Linked DNA regions of Homo sapiens: region 2 is linked to region 1. The links are chromatin loops, found by intact Hi-C in ENCODE. Cell type or tissue: adrenal gland. All regions are shown on one strand.

What was found. Hi-C counts contacts between places; a loop is a spot of excess contacts. Peaks named below come from ENCODE experiments on the same cell type or tissue, not always from the same donor. Only the 100,000 strongest peaks of a DNase experiment are listed, where the experiment ranks them.
Region 2: it touches region 1 in a loop (4-fold over the local background); 12 of 110 quality-filtered maps call a loop at or near these places.

What each region holds. Positions count from the first base shown.
Region 1 is chr3:116,760,669-116,768,668 of GRCh38, reverse strand. No RefSeq gene overlaps it. Among named protein-coding and RNA genes, the nearest start is that of TUSC7, 55 kb to the right of the region's middle. In adrenal gland, no CTCF peak of the experiment used is centred here; no DNase peak of the experiment used is centred here.
Region 2 is chr3:118,632,279-118,640,278 of GRCh38, reverse strand. The region is part of intron 2 of LOC105374060 (a long non-coding RNA gene); the gene reads left to right. Among named protein-coding and RNA genes, the nearest start is that of IGSF11-AS1, 310 kb to the left of the region's middle. RefSeq lists an enhancer at 4,662-4,711. In adrenal gland, no CTCF peak of the experiment used is centred here; a DNase peak (open chromatin) is centred at 3,457.

The DNA.
Region 1 (8,000 bases):
ATATGCTATCTTTTTTTGTGACAACTTCTCTGATTACCATGCTAAGAAAGAGATCCCATGCTTCCCTCATCCAGCCTTCTATACATGAAAAGAGTAATATTTGTCATGGCATACATATGGTATATTTTATCCTTCGCTATATCTCTCATTAACTTTATTAGATTATATGCTGTTTGAAACCAGATACAGTGACTCATTAATCCTTATATTCAATCAAACACTTAAACATATAGCATTCTGTACATGTGAAATAGCTATTTCTGTTAGTGATTTGAAAACATACTTTAGGGGAAAACGCATTTATAAAGAAAATACCCATACTTTAATGTCTTATATTCAAATCAGGAGTTTCAACTGAATACCTTGCTGAAAGAAAAATACATTAGCCTCTCATACAGAAACAGGTTTCAAAGAGTGTAATAACACAATTCTTTACGGTGATTACCTCAGTGAATAGGTTTAAAACAAATGTAATTAACACATTGATCACTTATAAGTAAATAGGTACTTTTAAAAAGAAAAATTGAATTTTTTCCTTGATTGTTCCTAAACTTGCCTTCTGGAATTTCAAGAGCAGCTAAGCTTAATAAATCCTTTAGTTGTAAGTACTCTGTCCAGCCCATGTCAAAATATTTTGAAATACTGAAGATGAAATTAATGAGATTCTTCTGCATCTCATATCCACCCTGAGCTGTGGTCTTCTTGATACCTGTGAATAGAATGGTGAACAGATACTTCATTCAACAAATATTCACTGAGCAACCAATACATATCCGGCACAGAGGAAACCATATAACAAAACAGACAAGGTCTTTGTTCTCATTTTTAAGTTTTATGGGTAGGAATATATTTTTTTCTAGTCCATTTTCTGTCAGAAATACCATTTTAGGAACCATGATAATTGTTTTAAAAATGAATTGAGGAATGTAAGTTGGTAAGCAACATTTCTCTCCTTTGCTCACTTCTTTCTTACTTATAAAATGACAGAAAACAGTGTAATAAAAATTTTTATTTATGCTTCACAGCAGGAAAAAGTAATTGAAATAAAAGCTTATCATCAATGTTACCCACAGATATTACTGGGTATCTTCAGGTTGAATTCACATACCAAGTACATACAACTTCCCTCCTTCTTCTTTCTCTCTTCTAATCACACAACATACCAACAAAGTACATCCTGGAGGGGGAAAGATACTAAGAAGAAAGCTTTATAAAAAGTGAAATTTGAGAATATTTTGTCCAACCACCTCATTTTTCCATAAAATAAAACTCTGAAAGAAAATTACTTTCTCAAGGATTTGTAGTGAATTAGTAACCGATTCTAGACTAGAAAAATCCTCACACTATTAGTTCAGTTCTTCTTCCTCTAAACAACATCATTCCTGACAGCTAGTTTTTTCATTAATTCATTCCACACACACATTGTTATTTCTTTTCTACAGTGGAAAGGCTAGATAGAGCTTCCTGAAAGACGTGAAACCCACTCTGGGTCTTCAAAAAATGCAGACAGGTCATAATAATCCCCATGATAATAAAGGCATAGGGTGATATACCAGATAGAGGGAACAAATGTGCAAAGGCTTGGAGTACGAGATTGCCTGGCAACTTGCGTAGGCCACAGGAGGGCAGAGTGAAAGGTGAGGCCCAGGAAGCAGGAGGGGCTAAATCATCAAGGGTCTTGGATGCTTTGCAATGGAATTTTGATAAAGAGCTCTTGAAATTTTTCAGTAGGGAGTCGTGGGGTAGATGGGTGTGTTAACTGATTACACTTTATTTAGAGATATCACTACGGTAGCAGTGCAGAGGACAGGCAAAGAAATCAGATAGAAGATGGTTATAGTAACTGAAACAAGAGATCATAAACACAGTATAAATCTCACCCTCATTATTCATGTTCTTCCAAAGAAAGTGTGGGCATCAGCCAGATGAACCACAACAATGCAAGTCCACAGATCCTTAGCCCATGAATGAGCTTCAGGAATACCTAAGCCCCAAAAGTGAAACACATCTGGTACATACGAGTATTTGTATTTCTGATGAGAGAGATCGGTATCATATTCTCAAAGGAACAAGACATCCACATTTTAAACAACTACTGCACTAAAAGCCTGAAAGAGTTGAGGCAGTTTCCCCAGTGCCTATTCCCACCTAGGAAAACCAGCCTTCCTGGATAATTGCCTCAGGCCTTCTACATAGAAGAAAAATTGTTTTTTGAGACACATATCTTTTGGCTAAAATTGATGTAGCAGATTTGTAACTCTGCAGAAGCAGTAGTAATTATCATAAGTCTCCCGGAAGAATTTGAGCAGTAATTCATAAAATTTTAGAGATACAGTCTGTTGGTGATAGAGGTGAAGAAGTGTTGAAAAATGCACATTTGGTTGGCACCCCTTGATATAATCAGGAGTTGCTGGAATTTCGGAGACACAACATAGTAACAGAGTCCTATTTAGCCTAACTTTTCCTTTCAATTATTGGGCTGTATTCTACATTTCTATGACTGCTTACTTCTGAGGAACCAGGAGGCTATGTTTTTTAGAAAAGAGTAAAGAAAGTCAACAGTACAAGACAGTGTCATGGCTTAATCTGGACTGTGTAATATTCCTGCATACACTGGTTTATAATATAATATAATTGTCAACATCTAGGTTACCTGACCCTTAGTTAGGAAAAAACAATTCAATGTTCATTTGTTTGGTATTGGTATGTAGTACTAAGTGTTGCCTCCCGCATACTGCAGAAATTTAGAAAAAAGATCAGTGATACAAAACACAGAGTAGGGCATAAATGTTATCTTCCAGATGTTATGGGCTTATAGATTGCTTCCTATGCAATAAATTCTCAGTACTAAAATTGTGACTGTAGTGTTTTAAATATATCTTGTTTTCAATATATTAGGGAAATAACACCTATTAGTGCTAAGACTTTACTTTTATTCTACTTTATTTTTGCTTAAATAATTATACATACATATTTATGTTTACACACACATATAGTATATCATATAGATTACAAAGCAAAATTTTATCATGAATATTCAACCCAAAGACTAGAATATTGCCCAAATTTACATCTACCTATGTATTCCTTTCTTATCTCATCCCCTTTTCTCTCTTCAGAGGTAACCATTATTCTAAATTTTCTATTTAATATTCACTTGGTTTCTAATAAAATACCTATGTCATATATATCCTAACAATAATTTCCTGTGTTTCACTTATTTTAAAGCTTTATAAAATGGTATTAAATATATGTAGTTTTCTGGGACTTTCTCTTTTCACTCAGCATTATGTTTATTTCTCATCAGTGCATAATATTCCATTTGGTGAATATTCTGCAATCTATTCATCCATTCCTTTGTAAAATTCTACTTGGAATTTTACTGTTTCCAAAATAAATGTTACGAAAATCTCTTCATTGCATTTTTGCAGATAACTTATAAATCTCATTTTCCCAAGTAGCTGGGATTACAGGTGTGTGCTGCCATGCCCAGCTAATTTTTTTATTTTTTGTAGAGACGGGGTTTCGTCATGTTGCCCAGGCTGGTCTCAAACTCCTGGGTTCAAGCAATCTGCACTAAAAATGACAGTGTCTTGCCTCTGAATCTATCCATCTATATCTATATCTATATCTGTATCTGTATCTGTATCTGTATCTGTATCTGTATCTATATCTATATCTACATCTACATCTATATCTATATCTATATCTATATCTGTAATATATATCATCCAGTTGCCATGCATCCTGGGTGGTGCATACTACAGCCTTCCTAGAGAAAGATGTATTATATCACAGGTCAAGACATCTTTTTTTCAAGAAATGTTTTTGGATCTAAAAAAAAAATTATTCTTCTTCACTGGCTGGGCCAGCAATAGTGTGTTTTTTTTTTTTAAATCAGCAGCATTAAAATATTTTTATTATCTATAAATCCCCAGTGCACAGGGAGGGGCTTTGGCTCCCTCCTCTGTCTTGTTTGCTTGGAGATTGTGGATTGGATGTGAAAGAGCAATGCCCTTCAGTACATTGGTCATTTTTATGAGAGTATTTTGGAAAAAGTGTTTACACCAGGCTTATATCATATGCATGAAAAAACACTCACGTATATTTACACACACATTTATGTAAGTACACACGTACATATGCATATATTTATAATCTCTGGCCATAGCATGTTCAGTACACTATTACCACCCTTGTGAGAATTATGTGTAACATGGGACCTGAGTAGTTTTTAAATTCCTGACCTGATCCTTACTATTTAACTTTAAACCAAATTCTAGATACTAAGCAACACTCAAAGTTGAATCTTCAGTGACATCACAACTCTTGCATTATGAAATAGTGTTTGTAAAATTACAGAATATTTTGAAGAATACTTTGGTTCTTAGAAATATTTAAGGAGATAATATAACCAAATGTAACAATGCAAAAATATTATCAATGACTAACTCTGCATCCACACTACCATTGTTATAAGCAATAGCACGGCTGTTATTTTTGAGTAAATTGATGGTGATCACAAATTTTAAAAATTGAACCTGAAAAAGGTGATAGATATTTGTCCATCCATGAACATGCTCATGAGCAGACATAATTACATTATGGTTGCATTTTCCAGGCACTGAAATTTTGTTTTCTGGCATATCAGCACATGTTTAAAGCTTGCATACATGCTCATACACACATACAGTATACTAATAGTTTGTTTAAACCGATGGCAGTATGGTGAATTGGCACCTACTAGAATAGCATTTGACAATACCACCAGAAGAGACACTGACAGTGCTATGAAGCTGTTCAAGGGATAGACTGAGTTCCAAAATAAATATTTTAAAAATCTCAGAAAACTGTCCTGCAATGTAGCTGCTAAATAATTCATTACATTTATTGTATCTCCTTTTCTAGTGTTAGATATTTTGATACCATGCTAAAACTATCAATCTGAAATTACATACATCCCAGTCACTTAAAATTTTCAACAAGTTTATTTCGTTTATTCATAGGGCATTGTAACATATATTGGTGGTATTGGTATATGCTTTCATGGGAAAATGTAGTGCTATTACAAGTAACTTTATCCATAAAGAAAATACAAGCTAACAAATGGGACAGGTTTGTCTGCCTACCCATTACCTCCTCTTTTTGGGAGACATGGTTCTATCCGTTATTACAGAGATATACACACAATCTATTGTACTGTATCTTTGTCATCAGCATTTACATCAACTAAAAAAGCAAGCAAACACACACCCTTGATACTACAGTGCCATCAAGCTATAGTCATATTTCTTTTTTGTCCTTCACAAAAAGGCCATGTTGTCCCCAACTGTCTCACATCCCATTAATTATTACAAATGTTCTTTTGTCTTTCTCTGTGTTTTTAGGGGGTGTAGTCTCACTCTGTCATCCAGGCTAGAGTGCAGTGGCATTATCACTGCTCACTGCAGCCTCCGCCACCTGGGCTCAGGTGATCCTCCCACCTCAGCCTCCCAAGTAACTGGGACTACAGGTGTGCACTGCCATGCCTAGCAACTTTTGTATTTGTTGTAGACACGGGGTTTTGCCATGTTGCCCAGGCTGGTCTCGAACTCCTGGGCTCAAGCCATCTGCCTGCCTTGGCCTCCCAAAGTGCTGGGATTACAGGAGTGAGCCACTGTGCCTGACCCTTCTAAATGTTCTTTCAATAAATTATTTTAAATTTGAATTATAAAAGATTTCCTCCACTTCACAATTTGTCCCTCTCTAAGCTGGCTTATATACAGCATCATTCCATTGGCATGTTTCTGGCTAAATTTGCCAGTGATCAGCATATTGCCAAATTCACATTTATCAATCCTCATTTTATTTTACCTCTAAGCAGCTTTCAGTGCAGTTGCTTTTGCCTTTCTTCTTGCAATAGTTTCCTCACTATCTTTCTTGACACCACTTTTGCATGATGTTAGTCCTCTTTCTGTCTGCTCCTCAGTTTCTTTTTGTGGCCTCCCAATTTGTGAATGTGTGAGTTTCTCCAAGCCTCATTTCAGGGTCCTCATTCCTTTTCATGTTCTATTGCCTTATTAGGCTTATTTCACCCAATTATCTGGTTTTATAGACCATCTATAACCCAAGACATTGCATTTTCCTCTTCAGCTTTTTTCTGAGCTCCAGATTCCGATTTCCAGTTGTTTATGTGACATATCCCCTTGGATCCTGTGGATTATAGATACAATCCCTTTAATATCTACCTCCATCACTAACCACAGAAACTACCTGAGTTTCAATGTTAAGACTATTTGGACCATTGAAGATTTCCATGCGGGAAGACAGCTAAAAGCAGTGTGCATTTCTGAGAGTAAATAACAATGGCTTTGATAGAAAAAAAAAAAGGAAGAACATTTTTCTTCTCAGTGCAACTCTACTATTTTCCTTCCTCCTTCTCATAATGTTCAGCTAGGATTCTAATGAATTTTAAAAACAATTAATGGATCAAGCAATAATGGAACCTCTCGTCATGTTTATATCTTTTGCATTTGGAGAACATATTGGGAAAGTTGAGAACAAATGCCTCCCTGACAAAATACAGGGACACAGATGCAGAACATATTGCAGACATCACCCCCACCCCCATCGAGAGAGAGAGAGAGAGAGAGAGAGAGAACAGGAGAAAAAGACAAACATGATAGAAATTGTATGAAGTTGGAAGGTAGAAATCCAGAGAAGAAAAGGTAGCATATCCGTGGAAAAACAAAATATTGGTGTGAGTCAAAAATAAATCTGAGAGGCCATTTCCTTAATTTTGCTCTCTAGCTTTGTGCTCCTTGGCCTAAGAACAGGTCTTTCCAAATTCATTGCTATGTGGATGTTGTTGTATCCTGCCTCCTTATTACTAACTTTGGGTCTTGGCATGTCTGTTAGACCAGCTTTAGACTTCTGACTTTTTTATGTCAGCAATGTCCTTCATACTGTCCAGATCTCTGAATTTGTTCACAGTTTCTCATGGCTGATATTCTTGTGGGGTGCCTGGTCCCTTCTCTGATTCTCAGAGTCCCAAATCTTATCTTTGTTAGGGTGAAGAGGAAGTCAGAAAGATACTTTGTGACTTCTCTGTAGTGCTGAGATGCCAGAAAATATAATAGTTTCCAGCCAAGGGAGGTTACTAGGTAGATACATCAGAAAAGACACATAGTCAATCTAGAGAAGTGCAGCCAGATGAAGACTTAGATGGATATTAAGAGTGACTGTGGGCTTGAATCGTTTTCCTCTTCATGGGGATCCATATATAAAGCATGTCTGCACTGAAATTCTAACTGTGGCAGAGGATGTCTGACTCAATTGTTCTCTTTTTGTTAGTATATGTGACTAAGAGAAACAAGTATAAAAACTCAAAAGAGCTGCAAGGAGGCCGGAAGACATTAGGGAATGGCAGAAAATCATTACGATAGTGGATTCCACTCCCAGCCCCCACCGCAGCCACCATTTTCAAACTAAACTATGGTGGTGTTTATAGTTTGAAATGATCTGAAGGCCCTAGGGTCTTCTACTGATTCATTTTGAATCATGCTATTAATATGATCACATAATTATATCCGAATTAAAAATATCTTAAGGAAAGATGCTGTTTAGTTCAACTGAATGTATCCAATGTGGATTGTGTGCCTGCTGCATTGCAGTAAGTACTAGGGAAGCCTCGGAGGTCAAGACCAATACCATCCCTGCACTGATGAAGCTCACCGTCCAATCTACAAGAGCGTATTTAAGATGTGATTTTTAGAGAGACTTCAGTTAACAAAAAAATGCAAGTCAGATGAACAGTGACATAAAAATGACTCGGCCGGGCACTGTGGCTCACCCCAGTAATCCCAGCACTTTGGGAGGCCAAGGCGGGTGGATCATCTGAGGTCAGGAGTTTGAGACCAGCCTGGCCAACATGGTGGAACCCCATCTCTATTAAAGATACAAAAATTAGCCAGGAGTGGTTGGGGGCTCCTGTAAGCCCAGCTACTCGGGAGGCTGAGGCA
Region 2 (8,000 bases), 1.9 Mb before region 1:
TCCTACAAAATGATCTAATTAAGAAATTAACTATTTACTGACTTGTGCTATCATTTAATTTTTAATAGGAAACATATATGCACTGAAGTAGGAAAAAAACAAAAATTTTAAAACCCTATTCAATGTCCAGTGTAGGGTTAAGCACACAGTATCCAATTAGAAAATGTTTAAAATTAAATTGAATTCGGTTTTAATATTTACGAGGGAGTTACAACTTTCTTTTGCTAAGCCTTTGAATTTCTTCCAATGAAGAAGTTACCATAATGTGACCCAGTGTCTCAACGAAATTAGTAGGATCTGAAATAGCAGAGGAGAGACCAGTTCTCTTTAAGCGGTGTGTTGACTTTACACCAGCTTTACATTTGATTCTATATGCCCTGAATTGGGGGGCATCTTCAATGTATTTGGAATTTTTAAATCTGGCAGGCCAGAAATCCAATGGCCCATTTAAGGAAAATTGTAACCTAGAAAACTGAAATTCGTATAAACCATAATCAAGCCAAATAACAGAGATCTTCTGATTCAACCTTTAAAAGATATCCCTATCTTATCTATCTATCTATCATCTATCCAGTGGTAAGAAATTTCTTCACTGGAGTCAATAAAAAAAAAAAGACACACTATGTGCCAGCATGCCATTGACCCACTGATAACCGAAGTCTCTAAGAGAGGGAGACAAAGCCTGCCACAGCCTCTGCCAGGAAATCCTATTGCTCACTTCTGCACTTCCTTCTCTCTTCTCATTATTCCACTGGGATAGATCCTCACTGCAGGTTTTCGTAATCCTCCTTCTAGAGATTCAGCAGCTATGCCCCCTCCCACCAACCTTGTTTGTAGCACATATTAGCTCAGAGGTAAGTGCAAAGTTTGCATCTTATACCTAATCACATCCCCCAAAGGTGGCAAGAGGTGGGGCAATGCAGAGTCAGAGCAGGAGAGACATCAATGCTGCCTATGTAAGGATTGGTCTGGGGACAATCAGAGGGAGGGAGGTTTTTCTCCCTTAACATTGTCTAGAGGACTTTATTTTGCAGAAATTCATTTGAAAGAAGGAGGTAGAACAGCTCTGATATTGCTTGTCATGAACCTCAATCTATAGAAACATAACAAAGGCTCTTCTCATCTGGATGCTCAGGTACATACAAAGGTGGTGATTCCAAAGAATTAGAGCAAACAAGCTGGAGCTGGAATCTGTCCTGTTATAAAAAATCTGTTCCGCCCAATCACGAGAATGTATGGGTCAAGGTTACAGCCAATGCCTGCAAATCACCACCGTGTGTTTCATTGAAGAAAGTGCCCTGCTCAACCTCAAATTCTTATCTTTCAAATGATGAAGAAAATGTCACCTTATGGACATCATCAAAATCTTCTTTCTGTAATTGAAATGGAATTAAAAGTGATTTCCTTGGTTTACAGCAATAGCTATAAAATAAACCAAGCTGTCTCTTTGTTTATTCTTCAGAAAAGTGAAACACTTGAGTTACAAGGAATAATCAGAGACTAATGCCAAGACATCCCTGAGAGTCCTCCAGAATGATGGAGAACCACATTCCATCTCTCTAAATTGGGAGCATATTGTAGCTTTGCAGCATAGCAATAGGAGGTATCTTTCTGGGTCATGGCTTGATGTTGCAGAAGTGGCAGTGGAGCCTCCAAAATCCCTGCCTTCCTCATCCCTTCCAGCTCCACAGGGCTCTGGAGAGGCAGACAAGGTTCTGCAATGCTCACCTCAAAAACAGTGCTGTAGGAAGCACTTGGCGGGGTACTGCAGTCATAAACACTCCGGGATTCCAAGATCCTGACAGATGCCTATGTCACCAAAACTCAAATTTTATACTTGGCTTCATGTGATACTCTTTTTTATGATGCATATATGATATGGAACAACTGCTGCTATGGAATCACCCAGAATAAAAGTGACCCTCTTGGAAATGCCTCCATGTATGTGTGAGTGAGTGAGTGACAAGCTGTGACTTGTACTGTCTACTCTGTGTAGCACCTGGGAAATGTGTCCACCTTGCTCCTTGTCACAGTCTGACTGTGGCTACACTACGCGTCGGTGATCACTGTCCATCGGGCAGAAACTCTCTCCTGATTCTTGCATGAAAAAAACACTAGTTCATTCATCACTCATCAATCATTTTCTTCTGTGACTCATCATCTGGAAGTTTCATTCCTCAGTCCCCCTTTCTGAGGCTGGTAAATAGCATGTCATTCCAGCAAAAGGCGGAGGGGGCGGCAGCCCATCTGGACCTTCAAGTTTGATTTCATATTTATGAAACAGCTTAAATGTCAGTTTGAGTGCAAAACGACACCTTCTCCAGCTTCTCACATTAGTGCCTCTGGCTGCTTGGCTGCTGCTGAACGTTTCTTTCTTTCTTTTTTTTTTTAAAGGCAACTCGTGACTTCCCTGCTTGGCTCCTTTAAGGCAGGAATGGAAAGAAGAGGCATGAATGGATGGATGGATGGATGGATGGATGGATGGATGGACGGATGGACGGTCAGATGGATGGATGCAAAGATAGATGGATGAGACCACAATTAAATACTCTCACCAGAGAGGAGAAAGAAAGAAATTGGAGAAAATGAAACAAAAATCAAATAGAAGAAATATTTTGGTTTTATAGGGAGTTTTGATCAATTGAGAGGATCTTGAGACATTCTTGTGTTATTTGCCCTCTATGTTTTAGGTTGAAAAAGTAAACATAAAAATTTGGAAAATAAAGATTTCAAGAGATAAGTCATCTGTGATTTCACCACTCTAACAGTTGGTATGACCATTTAGATACGTTTCCTCCAACTCATTTTTAATGCACATGTAGTTTCTAAACTTCAAAATAAAATGTGTATATGTGGAACCTGGGACTCTATAACAGCTCAGGATTTTAGGAAAATCTTATTTTGGACCCAAGGAAGACTGCCTTCCCTGGGAAAAATGCAAGTAAGGTAACCAGTGAATGCCTTCAAGGCAGTTTCTATATGCCTCCTGGGACTTTAAGACAGCCTCGTTAATGAGGAGTTTTCCTGTTGCTGGAAGGCTGGGGAATTTTTGCAACATAGAAAATGACCTTGTGATGATGCATGTGGATTTGCTTGTTCAGGTGCACACCTCTTACATGGGGTTTTTGTGTCCCCTGAACTCACTGATAGAAAGGGAGTAAGAGGGCTCACCTCACTGCCGTTAGCCTCAGTAGCTCTATCAGGATGAACGAACTGCCTTTCTTCAGCCATCCACTTGGGGGAAGCCTCAACAGGGAAGAGAAGTACTCCTGTCTTTTCCTAGACACATGCACCTTGAGAAATAGAAAAAGGGTTAGCTGCCTTTATGGGAGATTTTAATAACTTCCTAATGGAAGGGAGACTAGAGCAACAAAGTTAAGGAGCAAGTGGAGCACAGGGAAGGCAGTGGGTCTGGCGGCGGTGATATGAGTGACTAGAAGAATACAGGGACCCTTCTGGTAGTAGAGAAAACACAGCCTTGGTCAAAGGGAGTGCAGCCTTACTGAACCCTCTCCCCTTTGTAGTGATGGCTTCTGGAAGAGCCAGACAAGAGGTACTAGCTCTGAGAGGTAGTGGGAGGCCTCTCCCTGCAGGGCTGCCCTACTGGGAGTCAGAGGTCCGTGCTGTCTTGCCAGCTCCATTGTACCAGACACAGCCATAGCAGGTAGGAATAGTGCCAGGGGTGCAGGCAGATCCAGTGGTAGGCACTGAGTCACAAATCGTTGATGAAACAGTACTAAATTTTGGTCTTCAGAGGTTTTTTGTTTAGAGGCATTTGGATGGGAAGGAAGGAGACACTTCACCACGTTTAGACATAGAGCTGACTTTGTCTTTACTAGAAATAAGTCACCATTGTCCTGCAGGGACAAGGTGAGTGGGAAGGAAGGAAACTTCGTCTCAGCTCATGGGCTGGTGGTAAGATCCTTCAATACCAGAACTTTTAGAACTGTTCATATGTACCTTTAGATTGGGGTTCCAAACTAGTGAAGTAACTAACTAGAGGAAAAATGCTTTTCTTTATAATCTCTGTTTATCCTTCTATGTTTCGTTTTACCCTTTTACTTAGATTTGAAGTTAAGTACTGTTTTTTCTCATTAAAATTATATTTAAACATTTACCCAATTGCCACCTAGTCTTAGTCATTAATTTTAATGGCTATTATTTTGAAAAAAAATTACTTTATGGATATGCCTAGTTTTACTTAATTACTTCCCAATTGTGGGCCACTTGGGTTGCTTCTAATTTTTGCTATTAAAAATTATGCTATGGTGAATATTTCATAGTTTATCCTACTCTGCCACCACCACATTTTGAATTTTTTCTTTGGGCTGTATTCCCAGAAATTAAATATTTGGGTCAAAGGGTATGAATGAACGTTCTTGGTCTCTTGCTATATATAAGATGAAGGGCCACACACACACACACACACACACACAAATGAGCCCAGGAAGAAAACTGGCTCCTGGAAGTTTTGTGGTGGAAAGAAAAAAAGAGCATTATTAGAGGCAGAATGTTTGCTTGGTAAAGGTCTGCACAAAGGGAGAGAGAGAGAAAGAGAAAGTGCACCTGGCTTATAAAACCCAAGGACAAGCAGAAAGTAGAGTGTAGCAGTTTCGATGAATGAGAGACAGCCATGCACTTCTGCTGTTCTGCACTGAGACAGAGAGGGATCCAGTCCCCAGGAGCAGGAAGCACTGAGGCAGGAGTCGTGAAGGAAAAATAAATATAAAACTAAGGGAAATCGGCTGGGTGCGGTGGCTCATGCCTGTAATCCCAGCACTTTGGGAGGCAGAGGAGGGCAGATCATGAGGTCAGGAGATCGAGACCATCCTGGCTAACACAGTGAAACCCTGTCTCTACTAAAAAAATACAAAAAAATTAGCTGGGCGTGGTGGTGGGCGCCTGTAGTCCCAGCTACTTGGGAGGCTGAGGCAGGAGAATGGCGTGAACCTAGGAGGCGGAGCTTGCAGTGATCCAAGATCGTGCCACTGCACTCCAGCCGGGTCGACAGAGCGAGACTCCGTCTCAAAAAAAAAAAAAAAAAAAAAAAAAAAAAAAAAAAAAACTAAAGGAAATCAGTAAATCCAGGGAGGGTCAGCTTTCAGGAGTAATTCAGAGACTCCTGTATTTTGATTGATTTGTAAGGGCATGAATGGACAACTTATTTATATATCATTTTTTTCTGATTATAAAAATAAAATCTGTTCTGCAGAAAACTTAGAAAACATAGAAAAATGTAAGCAAGAAAATAGAAATATCACAATTGTTGTGCCAGAAATAACTGCTGTTAAGAATTTTACTTATTTCTTTCTGATCTATGTGCACACACATATACACACAACACAAACACACAAATGGAATTATACTGTATATAGAGTGTTGTGGATTATTATAACATAGATATAGTAGAATGTATTTAAACTTCTCATATTGTTGGGATTTATGTTATTTTTATAAATTATACCTAGCAATAAGAATATGCTTTTACATTTAAAAAATTTTTTTTTTTAAAATTTGTTTAGACCACATTCCTTGATTTTAAATGATTGGGTCAAAGGATAAGGGCAACTTTAAAGCTCTGTCACATTTAGGCCGATAGTAGTATGAGTACAGGGGTGGGTATTATCTCACTCTTGCCAACAAAAGCTTTTGTTTTGTTTTTAAATCTTTGACAGGGGCTTCCTTTGAAGGCAGGGGATACCAATTTCCTCCTCACCCTCTACTTCTCTCCCCTGGCCTTGATGCTGAAATTAATTTTTTTTTCAGGTAACAAAAAAGAACCTTCAAGGATATCCAGGGCTAGAAAAAAAGCTAGCTATAGCACAAATATGTGCTAGAATAGGACTGAAGAGCAGTGGATTATGAAGCTCGGAGGAGGTTGGTTTTGTCAGTACCTTGAATTATTCAAGAGCATCAAGTGACAAAGAAAAGAAGCTATCAAGACTTCTTGATCTTGTTATATTATGAGAAAGAGAGAGAGTCAACTTTGGTCTAGAAAAGGAGTGTGCCTCAAATTCATTTTGGAAATGGATGGAATATAAAACAAAAAATATCAATAATTATCCTTGTATTTTATGCAAACTCAAAATCCTCTGGCTAACTAGCATTTTTATTAGGAGGCCCAGATATTGGAAAATTTAACCATCATAATCTACCATGGCAATTATATTTAGGTTTATATATTAGGTTTATAACACTAGTCAGCGTTATGCCTTCTATTTTCATTTTATAATTTTTGTTTATAAGTCTAATATCAAGGGAGTGCTTTTTTCTGAAATTGGCTGACTTTTTCATATACAGATAGGTTATTTTATTCATATAGTCTTGTTTGAGAAATAGTTCTCTAGAACTTCGATGTAGAACACACACACACACACACACACACACACACACACACTCTCTCTCTCTCTCTCTCTCTCTCTCTCTCTCTCACACACACTTTCTCAAAGCAGCCAAGCATGACAGAACTGGGGTTACTAATATGGGTCTCTTCTCACTTTTCTTAATTGTTCTCAATCACTCTAGTTTCATCTCTAGACTGAATATAATTTTTATTTTATATTTATGCGATCTAATCTTACAATCACGCTTCTCTTTGGACTACCACATGGTTTTGTGTCTTCCAGCTAAATCTGGCTTTTTTCAGCTGCCTTAGGACCAGGATAGTAAGCCATTCAGACGTGAGTTATCAGCTAAGTTGCTGATAACTGTTCTTCCTGTCCTGTGGTAAAGGCATGACAGATATTCAGAGCAGGGACAGCGCAAAGTGAGGCTTCCCACCCTGTTAAAAAATATCCCCTCTTATATTCCACTAATGACAGATTCATTTAAGTTCATGGTTCTTAATCTTGATTAGTTGGCAAAACACCTGGAGGAAGTAGTGTTCTCAGAAGAACTCCATGAAATATTGATATACTTAATTCCATTTGCAAACTAAGGACACTTAACCAGCAGAAAATACAACTGTATCATAAACTGCAATATGAAATCACTTCCATAATCACACAGGCCAAGGAACTAAGGATGATTCTAAGTTTTTCTGTTAATATTAACATAGTACTTAATAATTTGTCCTGTCATTTGCTAAGACTCACCAACAGCAAAACTGTAGCAGTAAAATAAATTTAAGAAAACTGTTTTTCCATGGAACAAACAAATCGAGAAAATTCACTTCATTGAAATCTTTTTTTTTCATTGTGAATTCAGATATAAGCAGCTACCATTATTTGCTTTCAGCAACAAAATACCTCAGATTAGCATTGCTTGAGAACTACTAACTTGTTCTATTACCCTCTTCTTTTAAAATGGGAACATCCCCTTGGAGGTTAAGCTGGGCTCCAGTAACATCTTAGTGTGAATTACTTTAATCAGATAATCACCTAATGTCTGTTATCTATTTACTTTTCTTTAATGTACAATTGTGGTTTTCAAACTTACACATTTTAGCTGCAGGTTCCTTAGCTTCAAATATATAACTGCTTTTCCAATCATTCAGAAAACCCCAAGTTCATCTCAGAGACTTTCTCTACTTCACCTCCTACACCTTTATTTATTTAAATTAGTATTTCATGCCTTATAACAAATTATTCCAACACTTGGTAGTTTATAATGACAACAGTCATTTATTTTTCTCATAAACCTAAAATTTGAGCAGGGCTTGGAAGGAAAGACATACCTCTGCTCCATGTGGAGTCAGCTGTGGCAGCTCAACTAAGGGCTGGAATATCCACTTTGGACCTGATTCACTCACATAGCTGGTGAGCCAGTGAAGGCTGTTGGCTGTGAGCAGTGCTGTGCTGGATCTGGCATATATTGATTCACAAAGCCGACTGTGTGCATCTATTTCTCAAATTCATTTCCAGTGGTATCATGTTTGTAGTTTGAAATTAGTCACGGTGGAGGTATTTATTGATTTAGTTATTTATTGAGACGGAGTCTTGCTCTGTCACCCAGGCTGGAGTGCAGTGGTGCGATCTTGGCTCACTGCAACCTCCGCCTCC